Linked DNA regions of Homo sapiens: region 2 is linked to region 1. A link is an interaction called in ENCODE POLR2A ChIA-PET data of the cell type or tissue named here. Cell type or tissue: Caco-2. All regions are shown on one strand. Links, peaks and the distances in the headings refer to the core of each region. The heading gives the core; the rest is flanking DNA.

Region 1 (5,372 bases), core at 70-5,069:
CTTTCCCCAAGAACCAAACTAATTCAGAAATAAGGCACAAGTCTATTTAAGAGCAGCAAATAAACCCTGACGACATACAGTCTTGCTAATATTTTTATTATTAGCTGGGGCTTTAATAAGTCAAAATATAATCAGTTAGTACATGTGGCACACAGAGATCTATTAAATGAACTCAACTTATGCCAAATTCTGAATTATATATTCTCACTTCAGAAACTAATATATAAGCCAGCCTCTTATAGCTCATGTGGATTTATATTTTAAATTGCTAGCTCAGAATCTATAACACATCAACTAATAAAATAGTAATATAGGATGTTCAGAAGAGAAGACAGGAGAGATATTCCTGGGGAAGCAGAGGTAAGAAAAGTAGGTAATTCTCAGAGATCAAATGTTTATTACCAGTGATTCATCAGTCTTGTCAAAGCTGATATCTGATAAAATGGAACCAGATTCATCAATGGTTGATAGTCTAGATCAGTGAAACAATACAACGTTAGACATGGTAGACTGTGGAATGTAAAATTCACCAACATTCAGAACAAGTCCTACTGGTCAGGTAACATCAGTTAATTTCATAGCAAAATCTTCACTATAGAGACAATTACAATCTCAAACCCTGTGGTAGGCTACTTTGTATGGTTTCCACGGAGGAGTGTGTGTGCATGAGTACAGGTGCAACACAGTTGCTTTTTCAGCAAAGACCTTATAAGGGCAGTTGAAAGTTAGTCAGGGTTATGGGTGCTATTCTCTACCGAGTTTGTATTACAGGCTACTCCAAATTCACAAAATCAAGGGAATGAAGTTTAATTTGATCCCAACTGTGCTGGTTTCTACAAACAAGAGTATTACCCAACACTGACTTTTTAAGAAATTAAGCCTGTACATCTTCTTAGTTATAAAGATTCCCCATAAAACAACCAGGCAACAAAATAAATAGCTGACCTTTCCCTACATATTGTACTGGGGATGTTAAATTCAAAGCCTGGTTGAGACTATTTTAAACAGTGGTGCAGTGGAACCAAAATTATTGTCTGGTCTTGGCTCACAGAGGCCTTTCTAAACCAGAAGAGCTGTAAGAGCTCTCTGGAGAGTAAACACTGAAAGTATTGCTGAACTGCCACTTTCACCTTTGGGTTTCTTAGCAATGCACAGGATTAGTTATTGATGTGCAATTTAGCACCAACATCAAAATTGTATCCATGGTGAAACAACATCCTTAGGAAAGATTTAAAAATAAAATAAAATAAAATATACAGGGACATCCCTGTGCCTTTATTCCCCACCTACTCTCCCCACAAAATCTTTTTCTGCTTTTTTCAGCACACATTCTAGAAGAAGTATATTTAAGAATTCAGATAACAAGAATATCTGACAGCCTGTGTTGCTTGTGATAGGATAACAACAGATGCAGTTCCTCCACCTTTTGTTCCCAGCATTGCTGCTGGATGGTTGGCCTCTGTTGAGAAAAGCCAGAGCTGATTTTTGCTCCTCGCTTAGTTGAATGCTGCCAGATGTGTCACACATGAGCATCTCTCGAATCAGCTGAATCTGTCGTTCCTACAGACCAAAGCAAAGTAAAACATCATAACTAGCCAGGGGAGAAAGCTTCACCTCAAGTTTATGGGACAGGCAGACCAGAAGACATTAAAATGCAGCATTATGCAAATGGACCTTCAGGAAGGCTGCTACACCAATAGCATATTAATTCACATCAAACCCAGATTGTGTCTCTGATTTCTGACTGGTAAAATGAACTACATCTAGAACAGCGAAGTTTCTGCTACAAGACTTTTGGATTAACCTGCTAATCCAAGAGGAGAATAATGCAAAATGAGAGTCCCAAAATAGATTTCACATAGCAAAAACACTTTAGTGTCATTTTATCAGGACAAATATTGGCTTCTACGGATCAAAGCAGCCACCCACCTCTCAAAGTAGTGGAGCAAAATGCATTAAAATGGATACAAAGCTATAATGCACTGGAACCAGACAATTTGAGTTTACTGAGGCATCTAACACTGTATACCAAGATGGATTAGTCCCTCCCAGTAAAGGCTTTCCTTTGCATTATGACCCATCCTGGCACATCAAAATGATAGTGTTCTGTGTCAGTCACATTGCTCAACTGGTTGAATACATCTAGCCTTTTACCCTGAATTAGAGAGGGGTGATGAAAAGAAGAGTCACAGTTGTCTTGCCTGTATGTATGACAAAGTACCAGCTACTCATGTAAGGATGGATATTCCGGGTAGCACTTAAAATAAACAATGAAGGATGGCCAATAACTTGTGACAGATCAAGTACGTTAGGATCTCCCTCCCTCCCTTTTCCTCTAATTCTTTAAGTTCTCATTTGAAATCTGTCTGTTAAGTAAGTTTCAAGTCTAAGTGACAAAAACATTTAAATTTCAAATTATGAAGAACAAGATTCCTAGTCTGCAATTTCAGCTCTAATCATGGGCAAGCTGTTAAAGAACAGGTCACTTTCAGTTCTTTAATGTGGAAGAAGAAACTAGGTATATTTGGCAAGTGGAAACTGTCAGACAATGCCTTCCCCCTCCTGCATCATCACTGTTCTAGCACGGAAAACAATACACACCAGCTTTTCGCAGTCAGCCTCAGCTCTCTGTCTCCGTTTGATCTCTACATCCACCTGATTACGTGCATGCTTCAGCTTAACATCCAGAGCACTTCGCTCAGTCTCTGCTTTCATCAAAAGATCCTTGTATTTCCCCAGCTCATGGTCAGTCCTCTGCCACTTTTTACGGAAATCCTCAAAGTCCTTCGCCAACTGGATAAATTCTGAGGAAAGGGGGAATCTTTAATAATTCAAGCACCAAACAGAGTATAACTGCTCTAATAAATGAGTCCTACGGTTAGCTTTATTTGAAATTCATAATTAAGGAACCAGCTGAACTATGGGCAAATCCAGCTGAAAATAACTAGGAGCAGATCCTGGATATGTTTGTCACTCTGATGAGAACTTTGTGGGTAGCAATTCCTATTCAATAGGCCACTTACTTTTGGCTTAGCCAGTGGCATCTGCTATGGAATATGTAACTCATTAGTCACCTGGCTCCAGATGTAACACTAACACTGAAAGCTCCTGAACAGAAGGCAATCAAAGGGGGATACCTTTGGGGCAGCTGTCATGCACCAGGACAGTTACAGCTATAAAACAAAAACAGTTTCCTTTACAGTCACGCATTGCTGCACCAGAGAGATGTTAAACAGCAAATTCAAATGTAACTGCTGTAATATGCTCCAGTAGATGTAGATTAATATTACAGATGTCTAGACCTACAATTCCATTTGGCTATATAATTATACAAATATTGATTTGAAAGTAAAAAGCCAATTTGCTTTTGCTGTTTAACACTGCCCTGAAGGGTATGTAAACATTCCAGTTGAAAAAAAAAAAAACAGGAAGAGAAGATCAAACTAGCTTTTGGAACATCCCTGATAGCAGAATGTGAAGTCTCTTCAAATGTCTGCAAAGAGAACATCACTTCCAAGGCAGCATCTCAAAGGAAGAAGATAACCCTGTTGGCATTCATTCTTATCTCCTGCTATTGGCAAAGCTGTTCTGCAATGTATTTGCAAAAGTGCCTTACAATTTTCTAGTTAACCTCCGTCTATCTCTAAGGATCACTCTCCACCAACATCAAGGAAGAAGGTCTCAAGGTGTACATCTGCTGCTGGTCAAACTAACCCAGTTAAAACTGAAACTAGGCCAAATTCACACACAGCTAGCAGATTCTTAGGTAGTAAGGGCACTTTTCCCCTATGAATTTAACCTAAAAGCATAGAAACAATACATAGTCCTTTTTAAACAATTTTAATCATTTGACCAAATATCAAACTTACAAATCAGGATACCAATTTGTTCCAGAAAAACCAAGTAATAAGGAAACTTTAGTTTTTACAAACCACAAATTTCAGCAAAATAGGTTATTATGACCTAGTTATCTTAAACAATGCGGATATCAACAATTAAAAAAATATTACAATTCAAATAGTTTTAAGAAATAATATGCTGGGTTAGTCTGGAACATACTACTTTTTTGTGGGTTTTTTTTTTTAGCTTAAAGAAAAAAACATATATGTTTGCAAACTAAATACCGTATGCATACACACTCAAAATATTTACCGAACTGAAAAACAATTTTGAGAATAAAAAGATTTTCATCTGACCTAATTTTGCTGGTTTGTTTGTTCTTTAGGATACTCCTTTTATTAAATTACTGCTTCAGCTTAGTTTAAGTCAGACCCAAAGCAGAACATTTACATACCTGATTAATATATTACTTTTTGTGTGTGCAGGTGAGAAATGTGAAAAAAAAAAAAAAAAAAAAAAAAAGATATTACTTTTTTTTTTTTTGAGACAGAGTTTCACTCTTGTTGCCCAGGCAGAAGTGCAATGGCGCAATCTTGGCTCACTGCAATCTCCGCCTCCCAGGTTCAAGCAATTCTCCTGCCTCAGCCTCCTGAGTAGCTGGGATTACAGGTGTGTGTCACCATGCCCAGTTAATTTTTGTATTTGTAGTAGAGACGGGGTTTCACCATGTTGGCCAGGCTGGTCTCAAACTCCTAACCTCAGGTGATTCACCTGCCTTGGCCTCCAAAAGTGCTAGGATTACAGGTGTTAGCCACTGTGCCCAGCCTACTTTTCACTTTTGAGACAGTCTTCCTCTGTCACCCAGACTGGAGTGCAGTAGCACAATCTTGGCTCACCGCAACCTCCGCCTCCCAGGTTCAAGCAACTCTCCTGCCTCAGCTTCCTGAGTAACTGGGACTACAGGCGTGTGCCATCACACCTGGCTAATTTTTGTATTTTAACTAGAGATGGGGTTTCACCACGTTGGCTAGGCTGGTCTCAAACTCCTGACCTCAAGTGATTGACCTGCCTCAGCCTCCCAAAGTGCTAGGATTATAGGCATAAGCCACCATGCCCGGCCGAAAGATACTATTTTTATGTACAATTCTGCTATGAGCAAAGTTTGCTGGGATTGGGTCAGAAGGCATTTTGGGCCATAGATCAGAAACAATTTTGATGTTGAAGACCAATAATCATGGCACTGTTTTGGTCAGTTGGTGAATCACAATTCAGCTTGGTACCAGCCTGCCATGAAGTGCACATTAAAAGCTTTATAAAATTCAGGCCGGGCACGGTGGCTCATGCCTGTAATCCCAGCATTTGGGGAGGCTAAGGCAGGCAGATCACTTGAGGTCAGTAGTTCAAGGCCAGCCTGGCCAACATGGTGAAACCCTGTCTCTACTAACACAAAAATTAGCTGGGTGTGGTGGTGTGCGCCTGTAATCCCAGCTACTCGAGGAGGCAGAAGTCGCAGTGAGCTGAGATCGTGCCAC
Region 2 (5,372 bases), core at 105-5,104, 120 kb before region 1:
AACATCACCAGACTGTCTGCCCTGGCTTGGCCCCTCTTCTGTCCCCTGCAAATGCCTCCCTCTAGGGCCTCCAGGCGCTGTTGCCCAGACTAGCTCTCCCGAATGTGGCCCTCCTCTTTCTCTCCTAGTCCGATTCCCCACCACATCCTTTGAAACCTTTCTTTAGGAAGTATTGCCTGGAGGGAAGAGCATGGTGCGGGGTCTGAGAAAAGTTAGTGTCTTCTGGTGGCCAGGCTCCCAGTTTGCCCAGGATTTAGGGGCTCCTCAAGAAGTGGGGCTTTCAGTGCTGAAACTGGAAAAGTCCTAGGTAGCCTGGGGTAAGCTGACACTTTAGTCTTGATCAAGACCACATTGAGCCATTATCTTGCCGGGAAACCATGGACAAATCATTCCATTTCTCTGGAGTTCAGTTTTCTCATCTAGATCTCAGCCCTCCAGTTCCAAGCCTGGAGGTCATTTATTCATTCTACAATACTGGCTGTGTGCTACTCTGCACCACGCACTGCACTCTCCCTGCTGACCAGGCATCTGGGCAGCCGTGCTGCACATCACACACAGTAGGTGCTCTATAAAGACCTGCGGAGAGGACGCGTGAATGAACCTGCCACACCCTCACTCAGGCTTGATCCCTATCCAAAGCCCCCAAAACCTCTGCTCACAGCTCTCTCCCCATCCCTTCCCCCATTTCAGCCCCCTCAGCCTGTCGCCCACAAGCCTCCGGAAATTTGACTAAGCTGCAACTCTGGCCACTTGAATTGAGCTGAACGTTCCAGCGAGGGAGGGGAGAGTCTGGTTACTGCTTCCATTGTCAATAAATGTTGACCTTGAATGCCTTTCCGAGAGGATGTCACCAGCACAAGCTTGCCCAACTGGGTGGGTCCTAAAACACGACTGCATTCGGGTGCGTGGGGCCCACCTGAGCAGGAGGCCTGTGTTGGGCAGCTCCAGGCAGGTGTCTGTCCGTGGTCATCTCTTGCCTCCTGGGCATCTGCTTCCGGCCACTCCCCACTTAGCCTCAGACCCCAAGGGGGACACACATCAGACTGTCCAGGTTCCCAGTTTGGCCCTATCACTTCCTAGGATGCTGTGTGACCTTGGGCATGTTATTTGATATCTCTGAGCTTCAGTTTCCCCATCTTAATTTATTTATTATTATTATTATTTTTGAGACGGAGTCTCACTCTGTTGCCCAGGCTGGAGTGCAGTGGCGCGATCTCGGCTCACTGCAAGCTCTGCCTCCCGGGTTCACACCATTCTCCTGCCTCAGCCTCCGGAGTAGCTGGAATACAGGCGCCCGCCACCACACCCGGCTAATTTTTTTTGTATTTTTAGTAAAGACGGGGTTTCACCATGTTAGCCAGGATGGTCTTGATCTCCTGACCTCATGATCCGCCCTCCTCAGCCTTCCAAAGTGCTGGGATTATAGGCGTGAGCCACCGTGACCGGCCTCCCCATCTTAATTTATTAACAGTAGAACCTATCTTATAGACTTAAGATGACAATTAAATGCTATGGAGAGCTGGCTGGGGGGAAGCAAGTGTTCAATAAATATTAGCTGTTACTGTTATCCTAACCGTAATCATCATCATCAACATTCTCAGTTTCGTGAGAACAGCAAAGAACATGCTCAATCTAACAGTCTCTCTCTCAGGGTACCTGGAATCTCCCTGGCTCCAAGAAGCCTTCCCTGATTGCCCCTAGGAGGGTAACTACTAACTTGGTCCACATGGCCAGGATACCCCCACTCTCTCGCCCCCGCAAGCACCGCTGCCCCTCCCCTGGAGGAAGGGATGCCTCTTCCCAGCTTTGCCTCTGTCTACAGCTTCCATCCTGCTGTTACAATCTTCCCTCCTGCCCAGGTCAGCCGGTCTGTCCTGGAAACCAGGTAGAATCCCCCAAATGAACAAACAAACAAACGCAGCACCGAGCCTAGCCCTACCCGCAGGTGCTCCCGAGGATCCAGGGAAGAGGGCTGTGAGGAAGATGGGAGGAGAAGGGGACTGGGGTGATGGTCAGGATGCTGGGAAGGAGGCTGCCAAGGAGCTAGACCACACTCACCAATGTAAATACACCCGCTCCCAGTGCTGCATAAACTGCATGGAGCCAGGGCACCTGCGGCAGAGGAAAAATGGGCTTAGGGACGACAAGAAGGGGCAGCAGTCAGAGGGGCAGGGAGGAGGGTTCAGTCCAGAGAATGGAGGACACGGGGTAGCCCTGCCCAGAGCTCCCTAAGGAGCCCCAGGACTGACAGTGGCCCCTGATTCTCTGTGTGCCCAGGGTGGGTGAAGTGAGGCCCGGGATAAGAGCGATCCTGGTGGGACTGGTGGGAGAACTCCCCCGAGCCTGGTCGTTCTTCCCGCAGCACACAGCCCTGGGCTCAGGGCAGATGAAGATGACTCTCGGTGGGCCCTGTCCTCCCTCTAGCCTGGGACTGCTTGAGGCTGCTCCCGCCTCCCAGTGTGCGTTCATCCCTGTCCAGCATAGGATCTGTCTGTCCTTGTGTCAGGGCACTCCTGGGCTCTGCCTTGGAGGCAAGGAACTCAGGTAGAAGGGGACAAAGACTTGACCTCAGGGGTGTGTTGGGGGGGCATCTGGAGTCTCTGCCAGCTGTGCATGGTGGAGGAACAGCTGGAACAGCACAGGCTGGAACAGCACCTCCCCACTCTCTGCCCCCTGAGTCTTCCTCCAGGTCTGGAGCAGCCAGCTGTGGGGGAAACTCTGCAGGAGGCACCGCACTAGGGCCCTCCATGGGGCCCTCCTCCAGAAGACTCGGAAACAAAGGCAACCCATCAACCAGACCTGGGTCAATAAAGGGTTCTTTGAAGTTCCGTGGCCCCTTCCTGTAACACTCCTCCCCATCCTAGACACACAGAGGGCCCCCAGGCCAGCTCTGGCCCCTCCCTTTGTCAACAGGATCCTGGGAAGAGCCAAGGAAATGCCAGCACCAATCCTGACGTCCTGGACTGGACGCCAAGTGCCCGGAGGCTGGGGCTGGGCAGGATGGAGGTGGGGAGGGGGATGTGAGGACAACTGCTCGCAGCCCTACTAGAAAAGGGCAGTGGGGGACTGTGTACCATGTGTGGCTATGGGGGTGAGGGGTATAAGCACTGGGCCCCCAGCAGCGGTCCAACAGCTCATCTCTTGGGTTCCCAGGATTCAGATCTCAAGGCCTTCCTGTGATGACCCCAATCTGCCCCTTCTCCACATGCAGGGGCCTGGGTGCCTGCAGAGTCTCAGTTGGATTCCCCAGGGCAGGCTGGACACCTCTAAAAGAGCTGAGACTTGGCCGCCAGCTGGTGGATGCTCTAAGGATGTGGGTATACTCCGAGCCCCGCTGCCCCACGTCCCGCCTGCCTGGCCAGCTAGATTCTGCCTCTTTGGACTTGGCTGATCCCCCAGGAGCCCCAGAAGACCCTTCTTCAAGGCCCCTCTGGGTCTGGCGGGCCTCATGGAGCCCCAGTACTCCCTTCCCTGCCCAGGGTTTAAATGCTCCACACCCTACCCTCAATCTCACCTCCACCCCACAGAGGAGGACGGGAAAAGTGAAGCCGGATGTGGCTTGTGGAGCCAGGCAGGTACCCAGGCCTGACAAGAAAAGCCTCCTTGTTTGCTTACACTGCCAGCACGCCTGTGGCAGGTGCCAGGAGGGGCCGCACAGGATGGCAGGCTGTGGGGCCTTGGCTCCTGGCCTTCCCTGGCGGATAGGGGAGGGAACGGCACCTTGGGCCAGTGGGGCCCCTCCCTCCCCATGGGGCCTGCTGGGGGACCCAGAGACTCACATATTGGAAGGGTAGGAGGATGGCCAGGATGAGTCCGCTGAAGAAAAGAGTCATGAGAAGCACGAAGAGCACGCCCTGGCAGGAGGTGAAGTCGAACTGTGGGGACAGGATGGGGTTAGCTGCAGGAGCGGCCTGACCTTCCTGGGGCCCCAACTACAGGCTGAGCCCATACAGCAGGCCACAGTCTTGTGCTTACCCCAAGAACCTGGCATTCCTTCCCCTCCTCCCCCTCATCAGGTGGCTTCCCCAAACCCAACTCACCCCCTTTACTTCTCTCCCCAGCCCCAGGTCCGAGCTCTGAGGCCCCCACCCCATCTGCCTTCCCCTGCTCAGCCTCAGGCCAGGGGTCCCTGCCTGCAGGCCCCAGAGCTGACCTTGGTCTGGAAGCTGAAGACGGTGACTGAGAGGCAGACAAGGGCCGTGATGCCCAGGCACAGCAGCACGGAGGTGGTGTTGTAGTAGCTGAGGACCGTCAGGCCGAGGGGTCAGCTCTCAGGCAGGGCATCTGGTCTCCCCCACCCTCCTAGCAGGCCCCTCTCTTCTGCCAGGACCTGGTCTTGGGATCCCTGGCCCCAGTCTGGTGCCCTTTCCCCAGATCCCTCTGTCTGCCTCCCCAGCCTTTCTGTTGGGCCCTGCCCCTCCCAACAGGCTTAGACTCAAAATCAAATTAGAAGGATCTTGATGAGGTGGGAGTGGGAGTGGGGAGGGGTTTGTGCCGGGCCTGGAGGTGGTTTACAAGTAACTGCAGGTCATGAGTCTTGGGGCTTGTAAGCTACTGTTTGGGAGGAGCCACCTTGCTCCCCACCCCCTATCCACCGGGCCAGGTCTTGGGGTCACTGTCCAGCTGAGTGCTCAAGCAGAGGACCCTAGGCCAAAGCCTCCTGCATGCCTGAGCCCCCGGGCCCATCCACATGCTCCCATGTGTGTGGGGCAGCTCCCCTCGGGTGTGGCTGGTGCCTGGCTCCAAGCCTGGCCTATGGTCCTTCTCTCCTTCCACCTGTTCCCTTTACCTGGACAGCATCCCAGTGAGGTAGGCCATGGACAGGGTCTGAAAGGAGAAGCAGGGTAAAGGAATGTTCCAAACTCAGACGCAGGGGCCCAGGCACCCTCGAGGTCCAGCTCAGGTCTCCACCCCTTGCAGGTACCCCTCAACTCTTTGTCTATGTCACCCCCACACACACTGACTTTCGGGAGTCAGGCCTGGCTAAGGAGTGTCCCTACTGCCAGCTTCAGGCTCTGTGCCAGCTGTCCCTTCCTTTCTTCTGCGGCCCTGCTCCCCACTTCTAAGACCCTCCACTCTTCTTCATTACCATAGCTCTAGGATGCCTCAAGCAAACCCCTTAAAAAATTCACAATGAAAAAAGACAGTGGATGGGGAACGGGCAAGATTAAGCCCATTTGGAAAGAGAAGATGGAATGTGTTTGTGGAAGAAGTGGGGTGAAAACACCCCTGCCCCGCCAGGGACCTCACATTGGACATCCCCAGCCCAGTCTTCCTGGTCCTCAATCCACCCTGCTTCCCTTCTTCCTCCATCCCCACTCAGCGTCTGTCCTCAGCACACCCAGGATCACTTACAAAGACGGTCAGGAGAA

What was found. ChIA-PET counts read pairs that join two places held together with the same protein. Peaks named below come from ENCODE experiments on the same cell type or tissue, not always from the same donor. Only the 100,000 strongest peaks of a DNase experiment are listed, where the experiment ranks them.
Region 2: POLR2A ChIA-PET joins it to region 1 with 7 read pairs; 2 of 35 experiments call an interaction of 5 or more read pairs at or near these places.

Annotation. Positions count from the first base shown.
Region 1 is chr12:50,003,833-50,009,204 of GRCh38, forward strand. RACGAP1 (Rac GTPase activating protein 1) reads right to left here. Exons shown (of 17, transcript NM_001319999.2): 3 at 2,602-2,804; 4 at 1,424-1,560; 5 at 403-472. Among named protein-coding and RNA genes, the nearest start is that of RACGAP1, 19 kb to the right of the region's middle. In Caco-2, for the core only: no CTCF peak of the experiment used is centred there; no DNase peak of the experiment used is centred there.
Region 2 is chr12:49,885,328-49,890,699 of GRCh38, forward strand. It overlaps FAIM2 (Fas apoptotic inhibitory molecule 2), which reads right to left. Exons shown (of 12, transcript NM_012306.4): 7 at 5,356-5,372; 8 at 4,790-4,827; 9 at 4,154-4,241; 10 at 3,780-3,875; 11 at 2,059-2,112. Among named protein-coding and RNA genes, the nearest start is that of FAIM2, 16 kb to the right of the region's middle. RefSeq lists enhancers at 1,734-2,522, 2,523-3,311, 3,312-4,100. In Caco-2, for the core only: no CTCF peak of the experiment used is centred there; a DNase peak (open chromatin) is centred at 2,864.